2 separate regions of the Homo sapiens genome follow, and region 1 is linked to region 2. Evidence: chromatin contacts called from ENCODE Hi-C or POLR2A ChIA-PET data. All regions are on one chromosome and are shown on one strand. Each heading gives the region's core, a stretch centred on a gene start or an enhancer-like site at or near the end of the contact. The rest is flanking DNA. Distances are from core to core; before and after follow the strand shown. Region 1 overlaps AOPEP (aminopeptidase O (putative)). Region 2 overlaps AOPEP (aminopeptidase O (putative)).

Region 1 (4,054 bases), core at 876-3,375, 59 kb before region 2:
ATCAAACCCACCTATATTGCAAGGAAGGAGAAAATGGGAGAAAACACGTCTTAATGGGTGTCTGGGTCTATTTTCCCTTGTCAAAGATCTCCTTTATGAAGACACCTGTCCAAATTACTATATAAAAGTACAGTAAAAATAAAGTGGAAGCAATCGCTACCTACATCTTGGCTTCAAGCAAAAAACAATAATATCACTATGTCTCAAATATAACTGAAAACTCCCTTGTTTTCAAATAGGTACCCTGGAATAAAGCAGTATCAACGTCAGGACTCAGAACCAAACCTCTAATGGAAGACAAGGCAGGGATGTGTCTTCAGTACGTCATTTAGACAGCAATTCTGTCATCATCAATGACCTCACAGAACTAACAGCTGACAGCAAAGCAAGGGGAGAAAACAATATATAAGATTTTTAAATCTCCACTGGGTTAATCAAATAATATAATTTGATATAAATTTATTTTCACAGTATCCCCAAATTTAACTGCTCACAAATGAAATTGGGGATGTTTAACTTCTGAATATACAGAATGATTTCTGTGACTTCTATATGTAGAATCCTTATGTATTTCATACTCTTATTTCTATAATGTTACAAAAGAAAGTAAATACGAAACACTGTATTGTGATTTGCTGAACCCTGACAAAGACTGAATTCAGAGATAATTTTTAAATGTCAAAAATTTCCCATGTGGCCTTTTTGATGAAAGACATATTAAGTAGAATACAGGCTTTATTATTAATTATAGCGTCATATAATTAACCTACTACTTCATTTTTACGAAGGAGGAAACTTCAGTTAGGGAACTGTAGCTTCTTTAGAAATGGAACCTTTTCTAAAGAAGGTTCTAAATGGAACCTTTCTAAACATGAAGAATCACACCGACTGATGGAGACAGAACCACATACACATGAGCCTATCAATTCTGGCTCATCATATCACCTATCAAAGAATGGTAGAGAAACACAACAGGGAGGGAGGAGAGGGAAACTGAATGAGTACATTTTGCTGGAAGGAAGGAATCACCACTTGGGGTTTTAGGGGGTAAGAGAGGAGCATGGAGAGACATGCTGAGCACACGGCACCAGAACAAACAGGTGGAGGAGACGTTAGTACTAGAAAGAGGAACAAAAGTACAAGAGAAAAAGGCGTAGAACAAAAGAAGAGGTGAAATGAGGACACAGCGGACTTATATCTGTTTGGCCAACTCTAGACTCCATGGACTAGTGGTAAGGAACCGTCTCCGAGATTAACAGCACATAGCACAGGAGCTATTCTTAGCTGGCTGCGCTGGCTGAAGCTGTAGGCACCTTCCCCCAACCATGTCAGGTGTGCTTCCAACTGCACTTTTTCCAACTGCAATCTCCCTGAACAATACGTGGCCATCCCAAAAACAGCCATTCTAAAATGAACTCTAGTGTTCTAGCACTTGGCACAGTATCAGAAGAATCCTTATCCCCATTATACACACCTATACATGCACATGCCCATCACATAGCCTGGTCAGAAAAGAGCTCTGGGGCTCTCAGGGCTGCACGTCCTGTAACATCACTGATGAGGCTGTTTTGTCATAAAATAAAAGCACAGAGGTGGGAACAACTCCAAACCACCCTCCCCTCACTTAGTCATGTATTTACCTACTGATTTGGGTGCCAATTATTTATTCCTAAGTAACACCTAGTATTTACTAGCTACAAAACAGGCTCTGTTGCAGGTGAAGTATTCCAAAGTGAGGTTTTGTGCCTAGAGCAGAGTAGCCTGGGAGAACATCAGCTCCTCAAGAAAACATTCTCCAACTAGCCCACTGTACACCCAAGGTGAAGGACCCTCTGGTAGTGCACATCGCCACCTTTCGCTGGCTCACCATAGGACAGAGGAGAACGTTTTCACATTTCACTCTCTGGCTTTTGTTTCAGTAATACCTTTGAATGGCAGAGTTTACTTAACAGATAACATATCTGAAAGCCTCACTTGAAAACCAATGCTGCAGTATCTGCTTCATTTCCCTGGGAGGTGGACAGGCTTCCTGATGGGCCATGCGAGGTCTGCCAGTCTTTCTGGCCCAGAACAGCTCCCCTGCACCTGTGAACACCTGGCTGGCCACAGCACTCAAGCCAAGAGGCCTATCTACCACTCCAGGTGGGGGTGGCCTGAAAAGGAAGGGCCAGAAGCAGGTGGCCTCCGCTGGCCAGGTGCAGTGGGGTTTTTCTCAGACACACACGATAAAGTGTGTTTGCAGGCTCACTGTGAGTCCTGCTGGAGGGTTTCAGGGCCCCCCAGTTAGTTTGCTTTCCTGGGACATGTACCTTCTGATCATGCCCCTTTCCATGTTATGGTTAATGTAACAGGATGAGAGAAACCACAAAGTACAAAAAGCTACAGGACACTGAGCCACTTATTCATGCCCCTGTAAGCACTGAAAAAAGCTGTCTTTAGCAGAAACACATGTAATCAAAAGAAGAGGCGGGGGCTCTGCAACATCAAAGCCCCTCAGTTGTGGCACATGGTCCACAAACAGGATAATCCTCCAGTTATCTGGGACAAGTCACAAGACAAGAGGAGCAAACAGTGTTCGCTTGTTTGAACTGGGACACATTTCCAAAAGGGAGCATGAAATGACATGATCCAGCAGCAGCTTAGGGAGCTTATGTTTTAATTCCCCCCTACCCGGAGAATCGGGCTTGAACAGGATTTAAGGTGCACAGGTGAGCTTTAGCAATTCATCAGTTACGTGTAGAGTAGTAAAATCCAACAGCCCCCTTTGATCTGCAAAAGTGTGCAGTTCTGTCCTCACTCCCCACCAGTTGGCCACTGCTGGGGCATTGGCAGAGCTGGGCTCTTGTGCTTTGATAGATGGTGATGTTTAAATCGGGTATCAGTTTCTATTAAAAAATGCTGAGGGACTTAGCTTCTAATCACACTAAAATGAAGACCTAGATGACGTCGTGTTCTGGCATTCTGGGTACACGTGAAGAATGCCCACCAAGAACACGCTCCGTGATTGGATGTTTAGGAGAGAAGAGAAACTACTTCACTTTCATGACATTCTTTTTAAACTAAAAGAGTAGACATGTGAAGAACAAAGACAGACCGACGCACTGACTTCACTTCATTAAATACATACTGGTAAATGCAGAGAAATCTATTAACTGCCAAAATAATTGACATTCTTTGGCCACGCATATTTATATTTAACACTTTGTGCTGTTAACACCACCAGAGCTCATGTCATGTGGGGGTGCATGTGACTGCACACCCAGGGTAAAACTGCACACTGTGAACACCACACTTTCCACTAGCCTGGGATCAAGCCTAGCAGAGAAGGGTCGGAAAAGCCAGCCAGGCCAGACAACATAGTGGAAATACTAGAGAGGAGGCAAAGTATCAGTTATACTTCTTTCAGGATTTGATTATGCTACTTTGAAGTGAGGACTATTTGCATTTTAATAAAAGCCAGAAAGCAGGAGACAGCTGTGTAACTGCATGTTTCTTAGAAATAAGTTGAGTATCCATTTCAGTGTAACCCATAAAGTAGAGCAGAAATAGACCCACGGTTAACTGCTGAACCTTGAAGCTCATCTTCCATAATTTCCATATTGCGCCTACAAACTAAACACACAAGTCATGATGGGGAGCTGGCAGTGTCCCCTGAGATTCTGAAATGGATGCCTGTTTGATTCATGTTCAGAGAGGAAGAAGAGACACAGAGAGGAAGAAGGATGGCTGCTGCCAGTTTTTACATCACTGGCCACATGCAGAAAGGCAAAGGTAAAGGACGAATGCACAAACCTTCCTCTCACAGTCCGACACGATCCCTTCATGAGGCTCAGACGCTGCTCTGCACTTACAGCCATTTACTCCAGGACACAGGAGATGGTTATCAAATGGAATCAGTTAAGGTATACATATCCCCAGGACTACAGCTGCAGTTAAATGCTGAATTCCAGTACTCATGGTCAATGAAGTTGCTTTTTATGAAATGTACATAACAGATCTTTCCAAAAAAGCAGAATTTCAAAACAACTGAATTCAATTATTTTTTTAAAAAGTA
Region 2 (3,757 bases), core at 782-3,281:
ACTTGCAGAATGTTTCTGCAGGAGGCAACGAGAGCGGCCCACATGGATGTGGCGTGCAGGGGACGGATCTGCAGGGCAGCACTGAAGCAGTCCAGCTGCAGGGTTGGGAGACACTGTGCAGATAGTGGGCCCCAGGAATCTCTGCAGGATGACTTTCCGTAGGAAGCATGTGGCTGCATACAATTTGCCTGTGCCACAGTCTTCGGCCAACTCAGAGGGTTAGTTCATTGGCAAATTCTGCTTTAACATAGTTAGTACTTGCACACACAGACACTATTCTACCGTGGCACTAAAAGTGAAACAAATAAAAAGTCCTCTATCCACTGCCAAGAAAAGGCATAAAACTAGAAGCTACTGCTTATTGAACACCTACTGTGTGCCAGACACAATAGACAGAGTATCATCTATACTTGACAATAACTGTGCAAGACCAATATTATTATTATTACTTATTATTATTATTATTATTAGAGACAGAGTCCCACTTTGTCACTCAGCCTGGAGTGCAGTGGTTCAATCTCAGCTCACTGCAACAACCTCCTCCTCCTCCAGGGATGAAACGATCCTCCCATCTCAGCCTTCCGAGTAACCGGGACTACAGGCATGTGCCACCACGCCCGACTAATTTTTGAAATTTTTTATAGAGACGGGGTCTCACTATATTGCCCAAACTGGTCTTAAACTCCTGGCCTCAAATGATCCCAGCCTCCCAAAGTGCTGGGATTACAGGCATGAACCACCACACCCAGCCAAATGACCAATATTACTGTCTTAATCTTACAGACAAACAAATACAGGTTCCAAGAAATTGAGAAATGTATCCAAGGCCACACAGATGGTACTTGAAGAGCTGGGATTTGAACCTTTGGTGCGTGGCTATGAAACCCCAGCTTTTCTTTCCGTGCTAAACTCAGGCTTCATGACACATGGGTTTCTACTATGGAACTGACAAGCTGGCAGAAGGGGTGGGCCTGTGCCTGCTCCAAACCATGCCGACTTCCCCCTCTCACTAATCTCTCCTGCTGAAGACAGCCTGGCTCCTGCTGAAGACAGCCTGGCTCCTGCGTGGTTGCCCTGTTTGTCAACCCTTCGGTTACATTTCTGAAGAGATCAGGAGACCCTTGGGAGGGGCAAAAGTGTGGGAGCAGGAGAGCTCGTCAGTGAGCTGCATCCAGAGGCAAAAGGCCCTCTCCGTGAATGAAGAGAACGTGTGTTTTCAGATCACTTTTCTTTGGAAAGGTTCGAAGCATCTTATAACCATTACTCATTTCTCATAATATCCCTGTGAAGTGAGTGTCCACTGTTGTGTGGCTTCTTAGCACAGGAGCATAGGAGGACTCTGACCCAAGTCAGCAAAGGAAAAAAATCCAGATTTCTAAACTTCCAGTATCAGTGTCGACATCACACTGCATCATGCCCTATTTGGGGATTGTTAATGTGGAATAAGATGTTAAATTATGAGAGAAAGATGAAAGCATTAATTCCAGCTGCTAACAAAAATTTTTAAGGTACTATGAGTGGCCTTATCTCCCAAGGAATCATGGGACACCATAGGACAATGTTTAATTTTCAGCAAAGAAATGGACTAATATGTTGCAGAAAGAACATAGCATGCAGGTAGCTCAGGGAAGAAACAGGATGTAGGTCTCAGGAAGAAAGATGACATGTGTGCAGGTTCTGCTGTTTGGAGCATAATTATTGAAATGACACTGCAGGTGAATTTTTAGGTCTGGGATTGGATTTATACAGTGGTTAAACTAAAAGCTGACTTTTTCAAATCAAGATATTCAGAATCCAAGCCAACGGTGAATTTTTTCCCTCTGAGGTCATGTGGCTTAAATAATCGCAACAGACAAGCAGAAGCATTTCCACTTAGCCAGGACCTAGAACTTACAGGAAATTACTCTTCTGCATGTCTGATCACTATGGAAATTGATTTTATACAGAGAGCTAAAAGTACACAGACCCATGACTGCGAGTCCTGCGTATCCGTACTAGTGAGCGCGGACTTTCCGCCTCAGTACTGAAACCCAGGCCTTAGCCCTGGGCCTCCTGGGTATGAGGAACAGCAGGTGGCTTTGCCCTCTGGCTGGCTGTTCCCTGGTGCACCCCCACATCCTATAGGGCGACTCTGAGTGTCAATGGTCTCCAGTTCCTCGGAGCTATAAATTTGGTCACACTTAGTTAACACGGCAGGGGAGAGAATATGCTGACCACCTGGCATGATACTGGTTAGAAAAACAAGCTGTGTGTAAAGCCAGAAAGTAACCAATTGTTCATCTCTTTACGAAGTTAAAATAAATCAACAGGCTTGTGTGAAGACGGTGTTGCCCATGCCTGTATTTGCTCGCTCAGTTGATTTCCAAGGTGGGATGACAAGAATGGGGATTATAGGATGGATCTGCTACTTGTGCCTATCAACATGTTGCTTGATCAAGAGAAATGTCTTCATCACTTTTGGCTCCTGTCTTCAGCTCTTGAGATCCTAAAGATCACAGTCTGTCAGTGCCTCTGAAGGGAAGCACACAGCCCCAGCAATTTTCACATGAACTAAATGACAGACTTAAAGAATTGGGAAGTGCAGCCAGATAGAGGTAAGGCAGCAGAAACTGCAGAGCTCAGGGTCTGGAATGGAAAATGCCCTTTTCTGGAATTCAATTTACATCTGTGTCGATGTTTACATTTAGTTTACATGTTTAAATTCCCTCTCTACATGTGGGTGGATCTCAAAGCTGTGCAGAGTTACTTATTTTCTTCCTTTTTTTTTTGAGACAGGGTCTCACTCTGTCTCCCAGGCTGGCGTGCAGTGGTGCAATCTCAGCTCATTGCAGCCTCAAACGCCTGGACTCAAGCCATCCTCCCACCTCAGCCTCCCGAGTAGCTGAGACTACAGACACGTACCACCATGCAGGCTAATTTTTTGTATTTTTGGTAGAGATGGGATTTTACCATGTTGGCCAGGCTGGTCTCCAACTCCTAAGCTAAAAGTGATCTGCCCACCTTGGCCTCCCAAAGTGCTGGGATTACAGGCATGAGCCACGGTGCCCAGCTGATTTATTTTCTTGATCAAAACATTCATTTGTGCTTGGGTAGATAATAAAGATTGCTGAGGTCACACTTATAAAACAAGTACTGTGTAGCTCCGTGGGGGAGGAACAGTATTAGATTAAAACAAACACAGGAACATGCACACACAAACACAGTAACTGATGGGCAAGGAAAGAAGTGGCAGCTGTTACTAACACTGGAACACCAGGCAGCAAGGACACTGGCATAAGGCGTTCCACGGGGCTCTTTCACCAGGAGAGACTGCTGCTCAGGATTGTCTGGGTTTTCTTCTGAGCCCTTTTAGTTTTACCTGACAGCATCTTTCTGCCTTCCAACGCTCGTCCCTTTCACTCCCTCTGCCCCATTCAGACTCCCCAAACACCTGCCCTCCTGCATTTCCACTGCTACTTCAGAGTGTGACTTAGTGGCTAAGAAAGAAAGGTCGGACTCAACTTTCACAACCAGTCAACCAAGTCTTTTCTGTGGCAACTCTAAAGTATGCCTTGGCCGTTATTTACTCTCAAACCCACCACCACGGTCACCGTCCCTGCCATAGCTCCACCTCTCCAGGTCTCTTGACTGAACCGCTCTATTGGTTTCTAATTGTTTTCCTGGCTTCCAGTCCTCTCCGCCCCCATCTCTCTGCCACACTGCCCTCGGCCACACTGCCCTCGGCAGGTGTCTTTCCAATCTGTTGACGGCACTGCCT

The links. A loop is a pair of places that touch in the nucleus more often than their neighbours do. ChIA-PET counts read pairs that join two places held with the same protein, here RNA polymerase II (POLR2A).
Region 1: a loop to region 2 is called in a map with no recorded cell type, with 1.8 times the contacts of the local background. The contact joins two enhancer-like sites. A Hi-C loop is called at or near these places in 1 of 37 single-sample maps with no recorded cell type. POLR2A ChIA-PET finds 5 or more read pairs at or near these places in 4 of 52 experiments (HepG2, PC-9, WTC11 and 1 more).

What each region holds. Positions count from the first base shown.
Region 1 is chr9:95,030,327-95,034,380 of GRCh38, reverse strand. The region is part of intron 13 of AOPEP (aminopeptidase O (putative)); the gene reads right to left. Among named protein-coding and RNA genes, the nearest start is that of MIR6081, 33 kb to the left of the region's middle. RefSeq lists an enhancer at 1,627-2,126. Within about 2 kb of position 2,125, at least 9 of the 41 ENCODE cell types and tissues checked have a DNase peak (open chromatin) inside an H3K27ac peak, as active enhancers do.
Region 2 is chr9:94,971,950-94,975,706 of GRCh38, reverse strand. The region is part of intron 10 of AOPEP (aminopeptidase O (putative)); the gene reads right to left. Among named protein-coding and RNA genes, the nearest start is that of AOPEP-AS1, 28 kb to the right of the region's middle. Within about 2 kb of position 2,031, at least 8 of the 41 ENCODE cell types and tissues checked have a DNase peak (open chromatin) inside an H3K27ac peak, as active enhancers do.